Linked DNA regions of Homo sapiens: region 1 is linked to region 2. A link is a loop called in an ENCODE intact Hi-C map of the cell type or tissue named here. Cell type or tissue: heart right ventricle. All regions are shown on one strand. Links, peaks and the distances in the headings refer to the core of each region. The heading gives the core; the rest is flanking DNA.

Region 1 (12,692 bases), core at 1,935-9,934, 70 kb before region 2:
AAAATCTTTATTTTTATATAATAGCTACTGAATTTTAGAGATGACCAAACTTATGTAGGCCAAAAACAAAAAACCACCTTTGGTGATATGTTTGTAAGCCTTGGGTTAAAGAATCTTGAAGGGGGCATGGGCCGGAAGACCAGTTAGGAAGTTATTTAAACAGGTGAGGGCCGGGCATGGTGGCTCATGCCTGTAATCCCAGCATTTTTGGAACGCCAAAGCAGGCGGATCACCTGAGGTCGGGACCTCGAGACCAGCCTGGCCAACATGGTGAAACCCCATCTCTACTAAAAATACAAAAATTAGCCAGGCGTGGTGGCACACACCTGTAATCCCAGCTACTTGGGAGGCTGAGACAGGAGAATCTCTTGAACCCAGGAGGCAGAGGTTGTAGTGAGCTGAGATCACGCCACTGCACTCCAGCCTGGGTGACAGAGTGAGACTGTGTCTCAAAAAAAACAAAAATACAAAACAGGTGAGAAGTACTAAAGGCCACTCTGACTCAGGTCAAATGGATCAATTAATCTTGAGAAGGGTAAAGAGGGCTGTGAAGAAAGATTACTTAAGATTGCTAGGGTTTTCTTAAATTCCAGTGGTGTTTTGGACCCTCACATGACCATCCAATCTTGGCAACTATAACCATTTGGGTTAATTCTCTAAACAGTGCTGCCATTAGAAAGGAAAGGGAGGCCCAGCACGGTGGCTCATGCCTGTAATCCCGGCACTTTGGGAGGCCGAGGCAGGCATATTATCTGAGGTCGGCAGTTCACGACCAGCCTGACCAACATGGAGAAACCCCATCTCTACTAAAAATACAAAATTAGCCAGGTGTGATGGCACATGTCTGTAATCCCAGCTACTCGGGAGGCTGAGGCAGGAGAACTGCTTGAATCCGGGAGGCGGAGGTTCCAGTGAGCCGAGATCACACCATTGCACTCCAGCCTGGGCAACAAGAGCGAATCTCCGTCTCAAAAAAAAAGAAAGGAAAGGGAATGTTTTGTGGTTGTGGGCACCGTGCTTACTAAGAAGAAAAAGGATGTACAATGTGCAGATTTTTCAGCTTTTTGGACAAATGTATATGAAGGTATTGAACCATGAAGCAGTTCCTTTCATCCCCCTCAACCAAAAAGTGGCTGATTCAGATGAAAAGGCACATGAATTAAGTCACAGAACCAAAGCAAACCTTAGCAACACGTGAGGCTTAGGAAATTGTTTCTTCTCCCCTGCATCTTTATACCATTGAAATAAGATTGAACGGAACGCCAAGGAGTGTTCTGAAACAGAGTGTAGTCACAAAGGGAAACGTTAGTCCCAGAGGAGATGATGTGTGGAAGGAAGGCACAGTCTCATTAGGTGGATCTGGAGAGAGAGAAAGAGAATTTTACAACTTTTTTGGTTGTAAGCAAGAAGTAGTGATGCCATATTCTCCACTCACCATCTCCCCGAGTCACTGCCCAGCTGTATCATGTGTTAATTAATTGTCATATGTATAATTTATTATTATTATTATTATTATTATTTTGAGACAGGGTCTTGCTCTGTCACCCAGGCTGGAGTGCAGTGGCACAATCATAGTTCACAGCAGCCTTGAACTCCTAGGCTTAAGCCATCCTTCTGCCTCAGCTTCCCAAGTAGCTGGGATTAGAGGTGTGAGCTACCACACCCAGATAATTAACTTTTTTTTTTTTTTTTTTTGTAGAGACAAGGTCTTGCTACATTGCCCAGACTGGTCTTGAGCTCCTGGCCTCAAGTGATCCTCCCACCTCTGCCTCCCGAAGTGCCAAGGTTACAGGTGTGAGCCACCATGGGCCATTTATCCTTTATTAAACATAGAAATATCTCATTATCTGATCCCACAGTGATTCTGAGATTGTATGAGGATAGGCCTTACTTATTCTATTCTGTTTTAATATTCAGTTTAGCTACTCAGGAGGCTAAAGCGGGAGGATTGCTTGAGCCCAGGAGTTCGAGGCTGCAGTGAGCTCTGATTACATCATTGCTCTCTAGCCTGGGTGACACAGCAAGACCCTGTCTCTAAAAAAACTAAAAAAAAAACTTCTAAAAAAAGATTTTGTTTAGGTGTCACCTCCTCTAGGAAGATTTTCCGAATTACCCCCACGCATCCTCACCGCCCCTGAGTGGATTAGGTGTGCCCTTTCTGAGCTCCTAAAATCTCAGAATTTTTTTTTTTTTAGACAGTTTCACTCTTTTTGCCCAGGCTGGAGTGCAATGACATGGTCTCGGCTCACTACAACCTCCACCTCCTGGGTTCAAGTGATTCTCCTGCCTCAGCCTCCCAAGTAGCTGGGATTACAGGCGTCTGCCACCACACCCAGCTAATTTTGTATTTTTAGTAGAGATGGGGTTTCACCAGTTTAGCCAGGCTGGTCTCGAACTCCTAACCTCAGGTGATCCACCCACCTCGGCCTCCCAAAGTACTGAGATTACAGGCATGAGCCACCATGCCTGGCCAAAATCTCCAAAGTTATTCTTGCCCTGTGGTTTCATTATTTTCTCTCTCTGTTTCTATTTCTCCTACTGATTGACCTTCTAATGGGGGCTCAAGCTAGATGTCTAGTTTGTTTTGTATCCTTATCGTTTCCTGGAGGGTAAGCACTCAGGACATGAAACATATGGAATGAATGAGCCTGTGTAGATCCGACATTGCTTAGTAAATAACTATACCCCTTACCAGCCAGGCAAAGTTGCTCCTTTCTCTCAGTCTCAGTCTTTTAACCTGTAAAATGATAATTACCACTGTCCTGTCTACCCTGGGGGTGTAAGAATCACATATGTAAAAATTCTAACCTGTGAATGCTATGTAATTACTACCTACTTATAAACATATACTTTTGGAGAAAAGGGAGGCAGAAGATTTTTTTGGTTTTTGTTTGTTTGTTTGTTTGTTTGTTTGTGTCAGGGTCTCACCCCCATCGCCCAGGCCGGAATGCAGTGGCACAATCTTGGCTCACTGCAGCCTTGGCTTCCTGGGCTCGGGTGATTCTCCCACCTTGGCTTCCTAAGTAGCTGAGACTACAGGCACGCACTACCATGTCTGTCTGATTTTTTGTATTTTTTAAGTAGAGATGGGGTTTTGCCTTGCTGCTGGTCTCAAACTCCTGGGTTCATGAGATCCACCTGCTTTGGCCTCCCAAAGTGCTGGGATTACAGGTGTGAACCACCATGTCTGGTTTAGGAAGTTTTTTTGTTTTTTGTTTTTGAGACAGAGTTTCGCTCTTGTTGCCCAGGCTGGAATGCAATGGCACGATCTTGGCTCACTGCAACCTCCGCCTCCCAGGTTCAAGCGATTCTCCTGCCTCAGTCTCCCGAGTAGCTGGGATTACAGGTGCCCGCCACCACACCCGGCTAATTTTGTATTTTTAGTAGAGACGGGGTTTCTCCAAGTTGGTCAGGCTGGTCTCGAACTCCCGACCTCAGGTGATCCGCCTGCCTCAGCCTCCCAAAGCGCTGGGATTACAGCCACAAGCCACTGTGCCCGGCCTAGAAAGTTCTTTTATTGCCAAGCGTGGTGGCTCACGCCTGTAATCCCAGCACTTTGGGAGGCCGAGGCAGGCGGATCACTGAGGTCAGGAGTTCGAGACCAGCCTGGCCAATTTGGAGAAACCCCTGTCTCTACTAAAAATACAAAAATTAGCCGGACGTGATGGTGCGCACCTATAATCCCAGCTACTTCAGAGGCTGATGCAGGAGAATTGCTTGAATCTGGGAGGCAGAGGTTGCAGTGAGCCGAGATGGTGCCACTGCACTCCAGCCTGGGTGACAGAGCGAGGATCCATCTCAAAAAAAAAAAAAAAGAAGAAGAAGAGTGTAGTGCTTTAAAATATGAAGATAAAGTCACTGACTGCCCATCAAGTGGGACAGCTTTTCTTCTGGTAATGGGGATACACCTGTGCATCCCACTGTCACCTGGGACTCCTCAGTGATCCATGATTTGACATGAAGACACTATCAGCTAAAAAGCAGGGCAGTCTCAGGGTGCACTTTGGAAGTGCTTAAGGGATCTATATTTTGAACTCCAGAAACGGAACTTCCAAACTTGGACTTTATCACACCTCCTCAGGCAGCCCCACACTTCTATAACAAACGAGCTTGAAGCACACTCTCTCTCAAGTTATGATGGATAATATTGCCTAGGCAATCTAATTAAGCGCTTGGTAAACAGAATCTTAATTTACACTTAGTCCAGAAGGAACGGCAGGAATTTATCTCCCTTCCCCCAGGGAAGACTTGAATTGACAAGTTGAGGGAGGAAGGCCAGTTATATTTTAGGCTTATACATTGTATCTATCAGAGAAGTGCTATGATTTCTTCCCAACACAGGGGAGGTTTGGTGGGCTGCAAAATGGGACTAATTTCCAATTTTTTCCATTTGTCAGATCTTCAGAATCTGGTTATACTGTTGTGGTGGTCGTGGTCTCAAACTCCTGGGCTCAAGCGATCCTCCCGCCTCTACCTCCCAAAGTGCTAGGATTACAGCTGTAGCTGTGAGCCACTGCGCCCAGCCTGGTTATATCATTTACTTAAGAGAAATGTGAATTCCCAGAACAGGAACTTCAGACATAAAACCAAAGATTTTACAATGTAACTACTAGTGATTTTTCTATCACAGGTGGTTCAAAGTTAGTGTACATGCCATCAACATGATAATAAAGAATGGCAGAGAAATGAATCATTTGTTAACTAGGGGCAGAGTGATTGATCTTTTAAAGGCTCTGCTTCACGCTCTGCAGCGGCTTCCCACGGCCCTGGAGGTAGAGCAGGAACCCTCCCCTGGGCCCTCCTGGAGGGAGGTGTCTCCTGCTACCTCTCCAGCCTTATCCCAGGCTTCTCTGAGCTTCATCAGGGAAGGGATGAAGGGACCCACTTGTTCCCAGAGCCTGCGTTGGTGTCCTGCCTGCCATGGAAATACTCTTGGCCTCCTAACCCTGACTCAGCCTTTAGCTCTCAGCATAACCCTGACGGCCCAGACCAACTAATGTCCTCCAGACTGAGCTTTCCTCCCCAGTCACAGCCCACAGCTCCCTTTCCGTCGTGCTTGTTATACTGGGAACTGTTGGGAACGTACACCTACCTCAAAGGAGTGCATCAGTGCAAAGGGCCTGCTCATGGGAGCATTCTGCAAACATTAGCTCTTCACCATTTGTTTGTTTGTTTGTTTGTTTGAGACAGGATCTCACTCTGCTGGAGTGCAGTTGATTGCATGGCGCAATCACAGCTCACAGCCTCAACCTCGCAGACTCAGGTGATCCTCCCACATCAGCCTTCCAAGTAGCTAGGACTACAGGCATTCCCCAGCCCGCTAATATTTGTTATTGTTTTTGTAGAGCAGGGGTCTCACTATGTTTCCAAGGCTGGTTTTGAACTCCTGGGCTCAAGCGATCCATCCGCCTTGGCCTCTCAAAGTGCCGGGATTACAGGCATGAGCCACCGCACCCATTGGTTATGTTTGTCTTTCTCCCTAGATTGTACCCTCTCATTTATTCTATAACCCAGACCTCCCACAGTGAGGACTGTGCTGAATCGCAGGTGCTCAATAAGTACTTGTTGAATGAAGGACTATATAAAAATTGGTTGGCCGGGCACAGTGGCTCATGCCTGTAATCCCAGCACCTTGGAAGGCCAAGGCAGGCAGATCACCTGAGGTCAGGAGTTCGAGACCAACCTGGCCAACTTGGTGAAACCCCCCCCCCATTTCTACTAAAAATACAAAAATTAGCCAGGCATGGTGGTGCACACCTGTAGCTACTTGGGAGGTTGAGGCAGGAGAATCGCTTGAACCCGGGAGGCGGAGGTTGCAGTGAGCCAAGATCATGCGATTGTACTCCAGCCTGGGCTTCAAGAGTGAAACTCTGTCTCAAAAAAAAAAAAAAAAAAATTGGTTGAATGGGGAGTGGGGAGTTATTATGCAATGGTACAGAGTTTCCATCTGGGAAGATAAAAAAAGTTTTGGAGATGGAAGGTGGTGATAGTTGCAGAAGAGTGTGAATGTCTTTAATGCCATGGAACTGTACACCTAAAACGGGTTAAAATATCTATTGGACAAGAGATTGGTGTAAAAAAAAAAAGAATTAAAAAAATTTTTAAATGGTTCAAATGGCAAATTTCATATTATGTGTATTTCACCATAATAAAAAAGTGGCTCATGCCTGTAATCCCAACACTTTGGGAGGCCGAGGTGGGCAGATCACGAGGTCAGGAGATTGAGACCATCCTGGCTAACACGGTGAAACCCCGTCTCTACTAAAAATACAAAGCTTAGCTGGGTGTGGTGGTGTGTGCCTGTAGTCCCAGCTACTCAGGAGGCTGAGGCAGGAGAATCGCTTGAACCCGGGAGGCGGAGGTTGCAGTGAGCTGAGATAGCACCATTGCACTCCAAAAAAAAAAAGTGCTAAATAAATGTATAAATAAATTTGAACCAGCTCCTATCCGACTCTAATATTTCAATTCAATAAACATTCATAGGGTGCCTGCTCTTGGTAAGACATAAAGTCCACTCTTGGACTTATTTAATAGTATATAAAATAGACTAAAAATTGAAATCCGATTGCCCTTCGTGTGTAAAACATGTTTTAACTAGATAGCCAGGTCTTATTTATCTTTATACCCCGAGCAGCCAGCACTTAATATGTGCTTAATATTTGCTAAATCGAAAATAGTGCACAGACAAAAATTCAGTATTTGTTCAGGCCTTTCCCCATTACAAAATGCTCCCACAAACAATACAACATTTCCTGTTACCATTAAGATTCTTTGACTTTCACCCTTTCTTCTCTTTCCCCTTACTTTTGTGTTTTTTTTAATTTGTTTTTTTTTTTTGTTTTTTTTTTTTTTGAGATGGAGTCTCGCTCTGTCACCCATGCTGGAGTGCAGTGGTGCAATCTTGGCTCACTGCAACCACCACCTCCCGAGTTCAAGCGATTCTCGTGCCTCAGGCTCCTGAGTAGCTGGGATTACAGGCATGTGCCACCACGCCTGGCTAATTTTTGTAGTTTTTTAAGTGGAGACAGGGTTTCACCACGTTGGCCAGGCTAGTCTCAAACTCCCGACCTCAGGTGATCCACCCGCCTTGGCCTCCCAAAGTGCTGGTATTACAGGTGTGAGCCACCGCGCCCGGCCTTCATGTTATCAGCCACGTCTTCCTGACTTTCTGTTGCCTGAATCAACACATCTTCTTCAATTTCTTTATCCCTTGTGTTACTATTTTCAACTGCCCATTTCTGGCTCTCATTCCCTGACATCTCAGCAAATGTTTCTATTTTATACCTAAACAGTTACATTTGACTCGGAGGTGGAAGGCACATTACTAGCGTAAAGGTCAGTTTGGCAGAAGCCAATTAGGTCACATGCCTGAGAATCCTGAGAGCCATCGCCCACCTGTCGCAAAACCTTCTGGGCATCCTTGACAGCAAGTATCACTCATCCAGTTTCAAAAAGGAATTGCACACTGCTTGTCTACTATCTGTAGTTTAAATGGTGATCATGTTTCTTCCCTTATAATCAACTTCAGGCTTTTTATAAAGAAAGGAAGTATAGTTTAGATAAGCAACATACTGTATAATAAAAAATTAGGAGGCATTATAAAAAGAAGGGAACACCAAAAGTATGAGGTTAATCAGAGTGATAAATAATATTTCTGGGCAGGTGTGGTGGCTCACGCTTGTAATCCCAGCACTTTGGGAGGCTGAGGCGGGTGGATCACTTGAGGTCAGGAGTTCGAGACCTGCCTGGCCAACATAGTGAAACCTCATCTCTATTAAAAATACAAAAATTATCTGGGCATGGTGGCACAGGCCTGTAGTTCCAGCTACTGGGGAGGCTGAGGCAGGAGAATCGCTTGAACCTGGGAGGTGGAGGTCACAATGAGCTGAGATGGTACCGCTGCACTCCAGCCTGGGCGATAGAGCAAGATTGTCAAAAAAAAAAAAAAAAAAAAAAAGAGAGAGAGAGAAAAAGAAAGAAAGAAAAAAAGGAAATAATGTTCCTTATTTTCAAGGTCTGATGTCATATGGTAGCTACTATCAGGAGGAAGGACCCCTTTAAACCCAGATTTTCAATGATAGACAAGGCTATAGTTTGAATATGACCCCCAAAGTTCATGTGTTGCAAGCAGAATCCCCAAAGCAACAGTGCTGAGTGGTGGGAACTTTAAAAGGTGATTAGGTCATCTGCGTTCATGAATGGATTAATGCTATGATCTCAGGACTGGGTTCCGTTAAAAGGATGAGTTCAGCCTCTGTCTTCTCTCTCTCTCACACACACACTCACTCTCTGCCCCCTCTCTTCTCTCTTCTCTTTCTCTCATTCTCTCTTGCCCTTCTGTGATAATGTGGCAAGAAGTACCTCACCAGATGCAGACCTCACCAGATGCCCTTCAACGTTGGACTTCCCAGCCTCCAGAAACTATACCCAGTCTCGATATCTGTTACAGGACACAAAATGGACGTAGACAAAATAGAAACAAGTAGAGAGGAGACAATAGTTTCATAAGAAGCTGGGAGTCTCATTTGGCTTCCATATGCCTGATGCCTTTGACATCTAGGCAAAGGTCTCATTCTAATATCCCTAGTAGATTTGACACAGCACAGCAGTTAAGAGCACAGACTTGGCCGGGCGGGGTGGCTCACACTTATAATCCCAGCACTTTTCGAGGCCGAAGGTGGGCAGATCACCTGAGGTCAGGAGTTCAAGATCAGCCTGGCCAACATGGTGAAACCCAGTTTCTACTAAAAATACCAAAAATAATAATAATAATAACTGGGTATGGTGGCAGATGCCTGTAATCCCAGTTAGTACCAGACTCTGGCGCTGGGCTGCCAGAGGAAGAAACCTTTTTCTTTTACTTACTAGCTTTGTGAACTCAGGCAAGTTTCCTAGCCTGTCTATGCCTCAGTTTTCTCCTCATTCAAAAAATGAAAACAACAAGATATACCATAGAGTTTTTGTGAGCATTAAATAAATTAATATTCGCAAAGCACTTAAAACGATACCAAGTTCCTGGCATTGTATCAATGTTTGATAAGTAAATTACATTACAAATATAGTTATCTCACATCTTAGCACCCTATAGTTTACAAATTAATTTTGGTATACTAGCCTCATCAAATTCTCACAATTCCGAGGAAGGTATTATTACCTTGATGTGTGGATCAAGAAATAAAGTTTCCTAAGTGTTTTGTGAGGTTAATGATTTGGGACAAAGTTGACCAGAAAGAAAAATAATTTCATCTATTTTATTTCTATGCTTAGTTCAAGGGAAAAGGGTCAGCACCTTTTCTCCCATTTTCATAGCAGAGAGCACGGTGGTTAATCACTTACTTTTTCTTTGGTTACCGATATGGTTTGGCTGTGTCCCCACTCAAATCTCATCTTCAAGTGTAGCGCCCATAATCCCCACGTGTAATGGGAGAGACCTAAAGGGAGGTAATTGACTCATGGGGGCGGGTCTTTCCCGTGCTGTTCTCATGATAGTGAATAAATCTCATGAGATCTGATAGTTTTATAAAGGGTAGTTCCCGGGCAGATGCTCTCTTGCCTGCGCCATGTAAAATGTGACTTTGCTGCTTCTTCGCCCTCCGCCATGATTGGGAAGCCTCCCCAGCCGTGTGGAACTGTGAGTCCATTAAACCTCTTTTTCTTTATAAATGACCCAGTCTCAGGTATTTCTTCATAGCAGTATGAAAATGGATTAATACAGTTACTATGATAATAAGTAGAATACCTTCCATTGAAACATAGTTTGTATATGTGTATCTGTGATATGTGACATATTGCATGTATCTCTTCCAAGAAAGTTTTCCTATTACTAAGTCCTTTATTACTAAGGACCTTTGGGGAACAATAGTAATTTCATACATATTAGTTTTAATGGTGAGTGTTACACTTATGCTCAACTTCTCGGCTGAAGTTCAGTCTTTGCCTGTAGAGGGAAGCTCACTGTAGACTCTGGACTGAGTCTTCCTCTTCTCCAACACACACCAGAGTTATGGAAGAAGTTTGTTTTCTGCTCTGCAGTATTGGTATTTCCTTTTTCCCTTTTTTTCTTTTCTTTTCTTTTTTTTTTATTTTTATCTGGAGACAAAGTCTAACTCTGTCACCTAGGCTGGACTGCAGTGGTGCGATGTCGGCTCACTGCAACCTCCACCTCCCAGGTTCAAGTGATTCTCCTGCCTCACCCTCCTGAGTAGCTGGGACTACAGGCACGCGCCACCATGCCCAGCTAATTTTTGTATTTTTAGTAGAGACAGGGTTTCTCCATGTTGGTTAGGCTCGTCTCGAGCTCCTGACCTCAAGTGATTCACCTGCCCCTGCCCCCAAAGTGCTGGGATTACAGGCGTGAGCCACCACGCCCGGCCTCTTTTCTTTTCTTTTCTTTCTTTTTTTTTGTTTTCAATAGAGACAGAGTCTTGTTATGTTGCCCAGGCTGGTCTCCAACTCCTGGCCTCAAGCAATCCTCTCTCACCTCAGCCTCCCAAAGTGCTGGAATTACAGGCATGAGCCACTGCACCCAGCCAGTATTTCCTATTTTAAACAGGATACTATGCATGGGCAAAGGTTCTCAGGGTAGCTGGACAAACCGGAGAGGCAGGATTGCCTTCCTCCTCAGGTCTTGGGTGCTCCTAGACACAGCAGAGTGGTGTCAAGCACACAGGTTTGGGAATGAGGAGCTGAACTGTCTGGGATTGAATTCCAGCCGTACAATTTTCTAGCTGTGTGACTTTCAGCAAGACAATCATTCTCTCTCCATTTCCTCATTTACGACGTGGAGATATTGACAGTATCTACCTTATTGGATTATTGGGAAGATTACGTGGTTAATGCCAGTGAAGCCCTTAGAACACTAGGCCCAGCTGGCTCATACAAACATTCCGTAAACGTTATCTATTAGTATTATGTCCTATTTTGCTTAACACACTCATCATCCTGTCGTCTAAGTCAATAGCTTTCAAACATTTTTGCCCGTGACTTCCAGTAAGAAATATATTTTGGCCATGCACGGTGGCTCATGCCTGTAATCCCAGCACTTGGGGAGGCTGAGGCCGGCGGATCACAAGATCAAGAGATTGAGACCATCCTGGCCAACATAGTGAAACCCCGTCTCTACTAAAAATACAAAAGTTAGCTGGGCGTGGTGGCATGTGCCTGTAGTCCCAGCTACTTGGGAGGCTGAGGCAGGAGAATCATTTGAACCTGGGAGGCAGAGGTTGCAGTGAGCCGAGATCGTGCCACTGCACTGCAGCCTGGCAATAGAGCAAGACTCTGTCTCAAAAAAAAAAAAAAAAAAAAGAAAGAAATATATTTACATCACAATCGACTACATACACACATAAAAAAACTAGATTGAAGTTTCACAAAACATGAATACTCTTACTAATACATTGTACTGTCTTAATTTCTATTCCCCTTTTAAAAATGGTGGTGCATTATTAAATTGATTTCACGACCCGATAATGGGTCAGTTAGAAAAACTGGGCTCTTTGATAGGCTATTCACTAGGCTGAATAATGACCCCTGAGATGTCCATGTCCTAATTCCTGCAAAAGGGACTTTGCACATGTGATTATGGTTACAAACCTTGAGATGTGGTGATTCTCCTGGATTATCCAGCTGGGCCTAGTCTGTCAACGTGAGTCCTTAAAAGTGGAGAACCTTTTCTGGCTGTGATCAGATAGAGAGGTGACCATGAAAGAAGGGTCAGAGATGCAGAAGGAAAAGGACTCAGTCGGCCATTGCTGGCTTTGAACATGGAGGAAGGGGGCCACAAGCCAAGGAATGTGGATAGCTGCTAGAAAATGGAAAAAGCAGGAAGACAGATTCCTTCTGAGAGCCCCTAGAAAGAAACACAGCCCTGCAACACCTTAATTTTAGCCCAGTGAGACCCCTCTCAGACTTCTGACCACCACAATTGTTAGATAATAAATTTATGTTAAGACACTAGATTTGTGATAATTTGTCCCAGTAGCAATAGAAAACTAATATATTATGTAAGCCAGAAGCCTTGACTTTACTGTTTCCCTAGACTTTTCTTTTTTCTTTTATTTATTTTATTTTATTTTATTTTGAGACAGAATCTTGCTCTGTTGCCCAGTCTGGAGTGCAATGGCACAATCTCAGCTCACTGCAACCTCCACCTCCCAGGTTCAAGCGATTCTCCCACATCAGCCTCCGGTGGAGCTGGGATTATAGGCATGCACCAGCGTGCCCAGCTAATTTTTGTATTTTTAGTAGAGACAGGGTTTCACCTTGTTGGTCAGGCTGGTCTTAAACTTCTGACCTCAGGTGATCCACCTGCCTCAGCCTCCCAAAGTGCTGGGATTAAAGGTATGAGCCACTGCACTGGCCTAGACCTTTAATTTAATGGTCTTTAATGTCATTAAATTTAATGCCACCTAGTCCTCTTGCTTCTATCTTTGAATATCTCTGAAAAAATCCATATGTTTCCCCAATTTTCATGGCTCTTGCCCTCATTCAGTTCCTATTTATCTCTATTTTGAATTATTCCTACTTCTGGGCCCCTATCTGTGCTACATCCTCTTCCTTCTGGCTTTCAGAGTTAAGTTAATAAACTACCAATATGATTACCTCTTGGCACTTTTTTTGGGGGGTTGGGGGAGTTGGAGTCTTGCTCTAGTCGCCCACACTGGAGTACAGTGGCGCGATCTCGGCTCACTGCA
Region 2 (12,692 bases), core at 3,253-11,252:
TTGTGGTCACCTGCCTTGGCCTCCCAATGCATTGGGATTACAGGCATGAGCCACCACGCCTGGCCACAACTCACCCGGCTAATTTTTGTATTTTTATTTTATTTTATTTTATTTTTTGAGACAGAGTCTTGCTCTGTCACCCAGGCTGGAGTGCAGTGGCATGATCTCAGCTCACTGCAACCTCCACCTCCCAGGTTCAGGAGATTCTCATGCCTCAGCCTCCTGAGTAGCTGGTATTACAGGTGCCCGCCACCACGCTTGGCCAATTTTGGTATTTTTAGTAGAGACCGGGTCTCACCATGCTGGCCAGGCTGGTCTCAAACTCCTGACCTCAGGTGATCCACCTGCCTTGGCCTCCCGAAGTGCTGGGATTACAGGATTACAGGCCTGGCCCCTTTTTGTAACCTAATTTGTGAAGTGACATCATACTCAAGGGAAGGGAGTTACATAAGGGTGGGAATCTCAGCAGGAGAAGATCACTGAGGGCCACCCCAGAGGTTGCCCACCACACTATGGGACTATTATTTGAAAGCTGTAGCTTTAGCACTTACGCTTAGCATGTTTTTACCATAACTTTTATTAGGTGCTTTGAATAACCATTTCATGAGGTATTGGTCTTTCCATTTTACAGCTGACTGTATTATGTAATGTGTTCAAGTTCACAGAACAATAATCATAATTAGAACTCATACATCTCAGACTACTGTTTTTTATTTTGCAGGGTATATTTTTATTACTATTACATGAAAATCATATTATTTAACATCAAAGTGTTCTATGGCACTATATCAATAATGGGTTTTGGAGAAATTTTCTTTTTGGATTGTTACTTGTAAACGTACTCTTCTTTGTATGTCACAATTGGTATGTTTGAATCAGAATGTACATATTACATTTGGGTGTTACAATATCTCAAGTTTCTTTTGATTTTGAGTCCTCTTCTTCCAACGCATCTAAAATTTTTTTTATTTTTAATTTTTGTGGGTACATATTAGGTATATACATTCATGGTGCCCTACTTATTTAAAACATGTCATTGACTTATAGAAGATACTTGTTTAATTGATGTATAAAATATCTCACATCCTGGATTTGCTTGTTTGCTCCCTCCTGGTGTCATTTAACTTTACATTCCCCAGCATTTTCTGTAAATGAAAGCTTTGGAAGCTTGAGTAGATTCAGGTTCAATTTCTTTGGCAAGAATAGTTCGTAGGTCATATAGACATTAGTACAGAACTCCCTACAAAATGCAAGCAATGTTGGATTATTCCAGGAAGCATTTGGAATCTCTCTCAAAAACTCACAATAATAGGGAATAAAAATAGCCCTAGTGTCCAGCCACTAGCTTCAACTTTTCTCTCCTCCTTGCTAATGTTAGCCAGCATTGATTACCTATTTTTGTCATTGTCCAAGCAGATATCATAAGCCAAGAACCTCGCTGAATATACAATGTGCACTGAAGAACAAGTAGATATATATCTTTCTTGTTTTTTATCACAAGCGACAGAAACAAACTGTGCCTAACATTAAAAGTACTGTATTAAAAGGTTGTAAGATGGATTTATGCTTTCACCACCCGTATTCAACATAGTACTGGAAATCCTAGCAAGAGAAATCAGGCAAGAGAAAGGAATAAAAGGCATCCAAATGGGAAAAGAAGGAGTCAAATTGTCCCTCTTTGCAGATGACATGCTTATATTTAGAAAAATCTCTATGGTGTCAGACTCCTTATACAAAGAAAAAAAAAATAGAAAAACCTAGACTCTACCACAAAACTCTTAGAACTAATAGACAAATTAAGTAAAGTATCAGGATGCAAAATCAACATACAAAAATCAGTAGTGTTTCTATATACCAATGAAGAACTGGCTGAAATATAAATCAAGAAGGCAATCCCACGTACAATAACTATGCACACACAAAAACTCTGCACACAAATTTAACCAAGAAGGTGAAAGCTCTCTACAGGGAAAACTACAAAGCACTGATGAAAGAAATTGTCGAGGACACAAACAAAAGGAAAGACACCCTATGCTCACGGATTGGAAGAATTAGAATTGTTAAAATGGCCATACTACCCAAAGCAATCTACAGATTAATGAATCTACCAAAATACCAGTGACATTCTTCATAGAAAGAAAAACAACCCTAAAATTCACATGAAACCAAAAAGGAGCCTGAATAGCCAAAGCAATCTTGAGCAAAAAGAACAAAGCTGGAGGCATTTTTCCATCTGACTTCTGAACATATTACAAGGCTACAATAACCCAAACAGCACTGTACTGGTATAAAAATAGACACATAGACCAGTGGAACAGAATAGAGAACCCAGAAATAAATCCACATATTTATAGCCAACTGATTTATGACAAAGGTGCCAATAACATACACTGAGGAAAGGACACCCTCTTCAATAAATGGTGCTGGGAAAACTGGACTGTCATAGGCGAAAGAATGAAAGTAGACCTCTGTCTCTCACCATATACAACAATCAACTCAAGATGGATTAAAGACTTAAATGTAAGGCCCCAAACTGTAGAACTACTAGAAGGAAACACTCCAGGACATTGGTCTAGGCAAATATTTTATGGCTAAGACCTCAAAAACAGAGGCAACTAAAACAAATAGACAAATGGGACTATATTAAATTAAAAGGCTTCTGCACAGCACAGAAAATCAACAGAATGAAGAGATAACCTGTTGAATGGGAGAAAATATTTACAAACTATTCATCTGACAAGAGAATAATATGCAGAATATACAAGAAACTCAACTCAGCAGTGAAAAATCTGGCCGGGTGCGGTGGTGCACACCTGTAATCCCAGCATTTTGGGAGGCCAAGGCGGGCGGATCACCTGAGGTTAAGAGTTTGAGACCAGCCTGGCCAACATGGTGAAACCCCATTTCTACTAAAAATACAAAAATTAGCCTGGCATGGTGGCATGCACCCGTAATCCCAGCCACTCAGGAGGTTGAGGCACAAGAATCGCTTGAACTCAGGAGTCAGAGGTTGCAGCGAGCTGAGATCGTGCCACTGCACTCCAGCCTGGGTGACAGAGCGAGACTTTGTTTCAAAATAAAATAAAATAAAATAAAATAAAATAAAATAAAATAAAGCTATGATCAGCACAACACAAATATCCTTATTCATTCATTAATTTGTTCAATAGTTATTTATAAGTTCTACCATATTTTACTCACTGCTCTGGTCTCAAGCATTAATAAGACGTTGATTAGAACAGGGCCAAGGACAGAGCCCTATTGTACCTACTCCCAGAAATACGTTGGCTGTGAATCAGCTCTTTAGAGAACAGGGTTATTTTATCTGTTATCACTTCACCTAACCTATTTCCTCTAGCATCCCTAACTCCATTTTGTTTAGGAACATGTCTTCAGGCTTTTGGCACGTGCCTTAATGAAGTGAGATCCACACTGTCAAGCATCCCACCTTTTTCCAGACTAGTAGATTCTGTGTTTCTAACAACACTGTGGACCAGGATGTGGGTGTGAACTAGGTGTACACCTCAGCTTTGCACTTCTTGCTGTGAACCTGTGGCAAGTCACTTCAATTCTCAGAGCCTCAGGTTCCTCATCTCCAAAGAGGGCAACAAACCCAATCTTGCAAGGCTGTTATGAGAATTAGACATAATATACGTAAAATGTCCAGTACATACTACTTGTTTTTCCCCCTTATTTCAGGTCAGTTTCTGGGAGCACAGATCATACGTACTACTTTTTGAACTTGCATATAAAAAAAATTAGAAAAGCAGCACTGAATTCCAGTTAGGGGAAATTAGATTTTTTTCAATTCCTATATAAATTCATGAGAAGTTTTAATTCAAGAATTTACAAATCAGAGAAATAGTATATACAAAAATGATTATCAAATATTAAGACTATTATCTTGAATTTCAATGAGTTTTGTATTTATTTAAAATATACAATATATGGTCATTGTAGTTATATATAATGTTAGCTTACTATCATTATTGTATTAATATGCAATAAAAGACTTTCCCAAGGCTCAGTGAAAACTAAGCACATTTTATTTTCTCTGTGTTTCATATGTAAAATAAACACCTTGTACAGGATTCTGGAAAGATGCTATGCTATGCCATTTTTTTTTTTTTGTTATTCTAAAAGGAAGGTAACCAGACACTGCTCGAAGAACTTAAATATTTGCATCTGGTTTTTAAAAAGTAGAGAGAAACAAAAAGCTGACAACTATATCTAGAGAGGGATATCAGTTCGGGGGAAAGAAGGGAGGCAGGCTGCTTTTTCACTATATAGCTGTTGTAACTTTTGAATTTTGTACCTTGTGCATATATTATTATTATTTTATTTATTATTTATTTATTTATTTATTTTTTTTTTTGAGATGGAGTCTCGCTCTGTCACCCAGGCTGGAGTGCAGTGGTGCGATCTCAGCCCACTGCAACTCTGCCTCTCGGGTTCAAGTGATTCTCCTGCCTCAGCCTCCCGAGTAGCTGGGATTACAGGCGCCCGCCACCATGCTCAACTAATTTTTGTATTTTTAGTAGAGACGGGGTTTCACCGTATTGGCCAGGCTGGTCTCGAATTTCTGACCTTGTGATCCGCCCGCCTCAGCCTCCCAAAGTGCTGGGATTACAGGCGTGAGCCACTGATTGAAAAAATAGTTAATCTTTTTAAATAGTGGCAAAATAATTTTAAATAACACTATCCTTTTCACTGAGTTTACTTCTATAAAATCTGAAAGCCTTAAATACAAAGAAGGCAAACTAAATTCCCTGAAAAGTCCCATTCAAGTCTGATAATATATGGATTAAATCAGTTAAATGAACCACATTAAAATAGATTGACTTTATAACAATTTCTAATCTCTGCCTGCTGGACATTCAAATGAAAACTAAACTGTTTCTACAAAGATGCCCAATTCATTGCAAATATTTTACCAAGAACACCAAAATTTTAAACACGGACACTTTTTAGATACAATGAACAGGATAGTAAGCTATATTGATTGATTGATTGATTGACTGACTTTGAGACAGAGTCTTGCTCTGTTGCACAGACTGGAGTGCAGTGGCACAGCCTCGGCTCACTGCTACCTCCGCCTCCTGAGTTTAAGCGATTCTCCTACCTCTGCCTCCTGAATAGCTGGGATTACAGATGCCCGCTACCACACCCAGCTAATTTTTATATTTTTAGTAGAGATGGGGTTTCACCATGTTGGCCAGGGTGGTCTCAAACTCCTGACCTCAGGTGACCTGCCTGCCTTGGCCTCCCAAAGTGCTGAGATTACAGGCATGAGCCACCATGCCTGGCTAGTAAGCTAGATTTAGACATTAAAATTCAAAATCTATTTTTTTAGAATAGTTTGGGCAACTGTATAAGATTTGTGATTGTATATTTGATTGTTGCTGATAAAATTGTATATGAACAATCAACAATTTACATAAACCCTGACTGCCTATTTAAGGCAAATAAAACAAGAGTTTTCTAAACAGGATTGTGCACAAGAGAGAGATATTAAAAATTTTGGCCGGGCACAGTGGCTCATGCCTATAATGCCAACACTTTGGGAGGCTGAGGTGGGAGGATCACTTGAGGCCAGCAGTTTGAGACCAACCTGGGCAACACAGGGAGACCCTGTCTCTACTAAAAATACAAAAATTAGCCAGACGTGGTGGCACACACCTGTAGTCCTAGTTACTCAGGAGGCTGAGGCAAGAGGATCGCTTGAGCCCAGGAGTTTGATGTTGCAGTGAGCTATAATTGTGCCACTGCACTCCAGCTTGAGAGACAGAGTGAGACCTTGTCTAAAAAGAAAAAAAAGCGACCCTCCCATCTCAGCCCCCTAAGTAGCTGGGACTGCAGGCGTGTGCCACTCACTACATCCGGCTAATTTTTTGCATGTTTAGTAGAGACGGGTTTCGCCACGTTGCCCAGGCTGGTCTTGAACTCCGGCTCAAACAATCTGCCTGCCTCAGCCTCCAAAATTGTTGGGATTATAGGCCTGAGCCATTGCACGCCAGCCAGGAGACATAGATTATCAGTAGACACTCAATGGATGATGGCTCAGAATTTCTTTTCACTTTGTTTAGTTAACCAGAAGAAAATGATTTATTTCTTGCCATAGTCATATAAAACAATTTGCTTTTAAACTACTATGAAAGGCCTGGCGTGGTGACTCAGGCCTGTAATCCCAGCACATTGACAGGCTGAGGTGGGTGGATCGCTTGAGTCCAGGGGTTTGAGACCAGCCTGGACAACATAGTGAGTCCTCATCCTACAAAAAATAAACATAAAGTTAGCTGGGTGTGGTGGAATGAGCCTGTAGTCCCAGTTACTTGGGAGGCTGAGGTGGGAAGGTCACTTGAGCGTGGGAGGTAGAGGCTGCAGTGAGCCATGATCATGCCACTGCACTCCAGCCTGGGTGACAGTGTGAGACCTCGCCTTAAAAAGGAAAGAAGAAAGAAAGAAAAAAGAAAGAGAGAAAGAAGGAGAGAAAAAGAAAGAAAGAAAGAGAAAGAAAGAAAGAAAGAAAAAGAAAGAAAAAGAAAGAAAGAAAGAAAGAAGAAAGAAAGAAAGGAGGGAGGGAGGGAGGGAGAGAGGAAGGGAGGAAGGAAGGAAGGAAGGAAAAGAAAGAGAAAGAGAAAAGAAAACAGAAATAAGCTAAATATGAGATTTGATGCTAAGCAAATATAGTTGTGTTGGGAGAAAAGTTCCCCCAACTTGCCTGGTGCAATGGTATTACCTCCCTTGTGAAGTTCCTGGCACTATAGTAGGTACCCAGCCAAAATAAGACCCCTTCCTGCTTCCACGTCAACCTCAGTAGCCAAGGTTTCGTAACTCCTGCCTTTAAACTGAAGAAACTGTATCAATGTCTCGTAATGTAATAGTTCCATAGCTGGCAGTAAAGAAAACCAAACTTAAAGAGCCACTTGAGCAGAGGAGATAGACCAAATCTGTTGTATTGGTTGGCATTCAGGGAAAACTCAAAGTCAAAAGGCACCATCTCAAGACCATCCAGAAAAGCTCGTTGGGCCCTTGATCCAGAAAGCACCCAGTTGGTCTCCTAGAGAGCACTGTAGGGATTCTGAAATCATTACACGTGGTTTTTAACCCAGCCCCAGTTGGATGCAGATATAAGAACCAAGAATTTGCCCTGTAGGTGTATGACGAGTTGCTTCTTCATAAGTTGCGTTGAGACCCAGCAGGCAAAGACACACCTGTTCAAAGCTAATATTCTGTTAAACAATAACCAGGGACTACTCATGAAGTTCCTCCAGATGTCTGAAGACTCCCAGGGGCGAAAGGCCCCAACGGAAAGGCCTGGCAGTTGTTCAAAAGCCACACTGGATTACTACAGCTTCCAGCCGCTCAAATTGAAACTGCCCAGGTCGAAGAGTTCTAGGAGCAGTGTAGTGACCCTTTAACTACATGCTACTTTAACCTGCATCTTCCAAACTCTTTGAATTTTTTTTTTCTTTTCCAGGACACGAAAAAAATTCAGAATAATAAAAAAAAAGAATAGCAGTAACTACTTTTTCCTGTGTTACTGCTTGTGCCAGACCCTGTAGAAGTGCATAATATGCTACGTCAACTCCATCAATATTTCTTCATAACAATCTGCAAGGAAGTATTATTGTTCTTATTTTACAAATGAAAAACCTGAGTCTCAGAGAGGTTTGGTAGTTTGCTGAAGTTCACGTAGCTAACAAGTGGCAAAGGTAGGATGTGAATTCAGGATGGATTGGCATGAATACCCACGATCTTTACTCTCAGTACACAGCTTCATACTTACATGCAGGGTTACAATGTGCTTGGTAAGGCAAGAAATCTCTACCAACACAGGATTTTTTTGAGGATTAACTAAGAAAACATAAATAAGCACACAGCCTGTTGCCTGATACACGTTAGGAACTAAGTAAATGCTTATTTTGTTTTAAAATCATTACCCTACATTCTGGAAAATGTGCCATGGAATGGGACGGGCCCACAATGGTTTTTCTATAGAGTTTTTAGCGGGTTCTGGGGACAACTATTATATATTTTAAAATAGCAACGCTCACATGCTCCATAGTAAATCAGTTGGCCAAGTTAAAAATAGATTCTAAACATAGCAAGAGCAGAAATTCAATCTAAGATACTAAGTCATGGAAAGCAGTTGACAGTGGTTGCAACAGAGAAAAGGAAGCGCAGGCACACACTGATTCTACATGTGGATAAAATTCTCCAACCTCCATTTCAGGTTTGTTCTATTCTCTATAGCAGAAAACATGCACACATATATATGCATACATGCATATACATATGCATGCAAATAAATAAACTAAGATGACACATTCTATTTATCTGCAATAGCACCATTTACAAACCTATTAATTTTGAGATTTTGGTACTTATTAGCACGTACTAGATACACTACAACAATATATAGTTCCTCAACATTTTTAGGTGTAAGAGAGAGGATGGTTAATGTTTAAAATATTTGGGGTGCAGATACACAGATGGCTAGACTGGTAGATAACTAGAAAGGATGGGGACAGAAGCTATATACCCTCTGTGCTCAGTCAATTTACAGTGGCAGCCTTAGAGAGTTGGGTTAATGCTGCCATTCTGTCATTTGAAACCCCGGGAACTGGTATGCCAGATAAAACTGCAATCACTGTGCCAAGGACTCAGGAAAAGGCGTGGAGCTTAGGTTCTCCCTCAGCCTCCTACTTTTAAACTGTTGTTTGGAGCACACAATTACTTTCTCTCAGTTGCTAGGGTGGGTGCTTCAGCTGTGGGTGTCACTATTTAGGGAGGAAGCCATGAAATGTATATCCTTAAATCACATAGTCTTGTTCCATGTACGTCAAGAAGAGAATGACTGAGGGATGTCTATTATAAACTGGAGTAATGGCACATCACACCAAATAAAACTTTCCATGGGATACTAACATAAAAGCAGATCCATTATAAATATAAAAGAAGAATGATACAGAGAAGATCAGCATGGTCCCTGAGCAAGGATGATACATGAATTCATGAAGCTTTCCATATTTTTAAAAACACCAAAGCAGGCCGGGGCGGTGGCTCACGCCTGTGATCCCAGCACTTTGGGAGGCCGAGGCGGGTGGATCATCTGAGGTCAGGAGTTCGAGACCATCCGGGTCAACATGGTGAAATCCCCTCTCTACTAAAAATACAAAAAATGAGCCAGGCTCGGTGGCTCACGCCTGTAATCTCAGCACTTTGGGAGGGTGAGGTGGGCGGATCATCTGAGGTCAGGAGTTCGAGACCATTCTGGCCAACATGGTGAAACCCTGTCTCTACTAAAAATACAAAAAATTAGCTGGGCGTGGTGGCACGTGCCTGTAATCCCAGCTATTCGGGAGGGTGAGGCAGGAGAATTGCTTGAACCCGGGAAGCAGAGACTGCAGTGAGCCGAGATCGCGCCACTGCACTCCAGCCTGGTCGACAAAGCGAGACTGATTCTGTCTTAAAAAAAACAAAACAAAACACCAAAATAACAACAAAAAAACCTACAGAAAGACTTATGACACAATTGATAATTTAGGATCAATAACTTTCTCCTTTTTTTAAAAACAAAAGCTTGAAATATATTTATTTGTAAAACACCATGTGAAATAGAATAATTGAGGATAAAAACACAGGAGAGTGGTTAGCAGTGCAGGTGTTGGAGTCAGGCTACTTGTGTTTGGTCAATACTAACTGCAGGTCTTTGGACAAGAAGTCTCGCTTCTCTAGGTCACGGTGTCCTAAAATGTCATAGTATACACTTCATAGAGTCATTGTGGCTGTTAAAGTCCTATATGCTAGCCATGATCCTAGCACATAGCATTCTAAACATTAGCTATTACCATTTTCTAAAAGTAACAGAGGCAAGAGATTACTAAATACTTGAGATAAGCGGATTACTGTAATTGAGGACTGATTTTCCTAGAAGCTAAGGAAAAAAAAAAGGTTTTACTTTCTGACAAAGAAACAATCAGCATACATCAGTGAAGACTGCCCAAACTTAAATAGGAGATTAGTAAAGGAATCTTTGAATACAGGACATTGCATCAAATAGCAGGTATCGCAATGACAGCTTTGCACACCGCAGAAATAATTGTTTACGTGTAGTGCCTGCTGTCCACTCTCTAAAAGAGCTGAGGGGGTAGGGCACTATATTGTAACTCATGTAGAGGAACTGAGACATATGCTCCAAATTCTTTGCCTTCTGACTTCTTATGGTTAGGACACGGAAAAATCCAGAAAACTGAACATATGAAACTTGCAAATGACTGATATCTTAAGTGTATGTTCGGCAGAAGCGGATCATGCTTTATTCATAATTAAGTTATCTAAATTTTTGGCTCAACAAGTATTTGTTTCCGACATTGAACAAAGGTATATGGCTTATAAGGATGAATAAGACGCATTATTCTTTTTGCCCTTATATGGTCCACATGAGGATTAAAGAAACACCACATGCTGGTCAGGCGCGGTGGCTCACGCCTGTAATCTCAGCACTTTGAGAGGCCGAGATGGGCTGATCACCTGAGGTTGGGAGTTTGAGACCAGCCTGACCAACATGGAGAAACCCCATCTCTACTAATAATACAAAAATTATCCGGGTGTGGTGGCGCATGCCTGTAATCCCAGCTACTGGGGAGGCTGAAGCAGGAGAATCGCTTGAATCTGGGAGGTGGAAGTTGCAGTGAGTCAAGATCATGCCATTGCACTCCAGCCTGGGCAACCAGAGTGAAACTCTGTCTCTGAAAAAAGAACAAAAAACAAAAACAAACAAACAAACAAAACATGCTTTAGATACTTGAGGTAAGGGAAGGAAATCTCAAATGGAAATAAGAGTCAAATTTCTAAGCTGGGCACGGTGGAGCACACCTGTAATCCCAGCACTTTGGGAGGCTAAGGCAGGAGGATCGCTTGAGCCCAGGAGTTCGAGACCAGCCAGGGCAACAGAGTGAAACTCCTGTCTCAATAAAATAAATAAATAAATAATGAAAAAATGTAAAAAGAAATTTCTGCTGTCCTCCCAGATGCAAGGCCAGTTGGTGCTGCAGGGAATAAGGTTGCCTAAAGATAGAATCATGACAGCATTTTACTTAGGAAAGAGCTATGGATGAACTTGAATACTTGGATAAGTTCATGGTTAATATGTCAGATTACATATGCCACATAATATAAGGAAATTGTTATACCATGAAAAAAGTTAAGACCGGTTAATTCAGCCCTTCTCTTTATTTGCAAATTGGCCCTGTAAACTTTGTCTAGTTTCAGGAACTGTTGGAGGGATTTTGGAATCAGATTTAATCGCTCCTGGTCTGTGCTACTTAACTTGCAAGCATTTCTCTGATATAGTATTAGGTTGGTGCAAAATTAATTGCGGTTTTTGCCATTACTTTTAATGGCAAAACAGCAATTACTTTTGCACCAACCGAATACTTTTCTTATTGTGCTTTCTTTCACCTGTAGAGTCCAAGGTACTTGTTCATTAATTGAGCCAAATTATTTAGGTTTAAAAAAAGAGTTCTGGGACACAGCTCTCTTCGACGTGGAGATGGATGTCTTGGATGGATGAATATATTAATTAATCCAGTATTTCCTGAATTTTTTCAGTTATACATTATGATATGGTTTGGATTTCTGTCCCCGCCCAAATCTCATGTCGAATTGTAATCCCCCATGTTGGAGGAGGGTCCTGGTGGGAGGTGATGGGATCATGGAGGTGGATTTCCCCCTTGCTGTTCTCGTGATAGTGAGTGAGTTCTCTCGTGATCTGGTTGTTTAAAGGTGTGTAGTCCCTCCCCCTGCTCCCTCTTCCCCTTTCTCCAGCCTCATCACAGGTGCTGCTTCCCCTTCACCCTCTGCCGTGATTGTAAATTTCCTGAGGCCTCCCCAGCCATGCTTCCTGTACAGCCTGTTGGACTGTGAGTCAGTTAAACCTCTTTTCTTTATACATTATCCAGTCTTGGGTAGTTCTTTACAGCAATTCGAGAATGAACTAATACACTTTACTTCTTTTTTCTCTCTCTCTGTCTCCTCCCAGGCTGGAGTGCGGTGGCATGATCATAGCTTACTGCAGCCTCGAACTCCTGGACTCAAGCCACCCTACTGCCTTTGGCCTCCCAAAGCGCTGAGATTACATGTGTAAGCCACTGTACCTAGCCACCCTTCACTTCTGATTTTTGTCAGGTCCATGTTACTTGTACTATTAGATACCAACATTTTCTTTAATTTGACATAAATTGTCCAATTTTTAAAACATAGTCTCATCGTAAGCAATGATATCTGTGAAATCTGAGTTTGAGGCAGATGTTTAAATATACCTTAAAATAAAAACAACTATATAAATAAATTAAAATCATGAGCCACATAAAATAGCCTTCCACTCACTTTGGAAAACAAAGTATTAATCAATTAATAAAATTTTGAACTGGAAAGGTCTCTTTTAGATTTTCTAATCCAACTCAGAGTTCCACAGAGATTCAGCCAAAGTCACCAGCTGAGGGAAGAGTTGGGAGTAGAGCCTCAGTCTACGGTTTAGTGTGAAAAGTTTAGGGCTTTCTTTACCATGTTTGTTGCAAATTATGCCCCCAACTAGCTGAACAGCTATTTAAATATAAGCATTCCTATCAAATACAATGATTTTAGTTTGGGTATAAATGGTGCCAAAGTAATTCTTCTGTTGGTAG

Evidence for each region. Hi-C counts contacts between places; a loop is a spot of excess contacts. Peaks named below come from ENCODE experiments on the same cell type or tissue, not always from the same donor. Only the 100,000 strongest peaks of a DNase experiment are listed, where the experiment ranks them.
Region 1: it touches region 2 in a loop (3-fold over the local background); 5 of 110 quality-filtered maps call a loop at or near these places.

The regions. Positions count from the first base shown.
Region 1 is chr1:244,876,891-244,889,582 of GRCh38, forward strand. All of the region lies in intron 2 of LOC124904588 (UPF0764 protein C16orf89-like), which reads right to left. Among named protein-coding and RNA genes, the nearest start is that of HNRNPU, 19 kb to the left of the region's middle. In heart right ventricle, for the core only: no CTCF peak of the experiment used is centred there; no DNase peak of the experiment used is centred there.
Region 2 is chr1:244,945,927-244,958,618 of GRCh38, forward strand. It overlaps the pseudogene RNU6-947P. Among named protein-coding and RNA genes, the nearest start is that of DRC8, 17 kb to the right of the region's middle. In heart right ventricle, for the core only: no CTCF peak of the experiment used is centred there; no DNase peak of the experiment used is centred there; H3K27ac peaks cover 2,767 bases.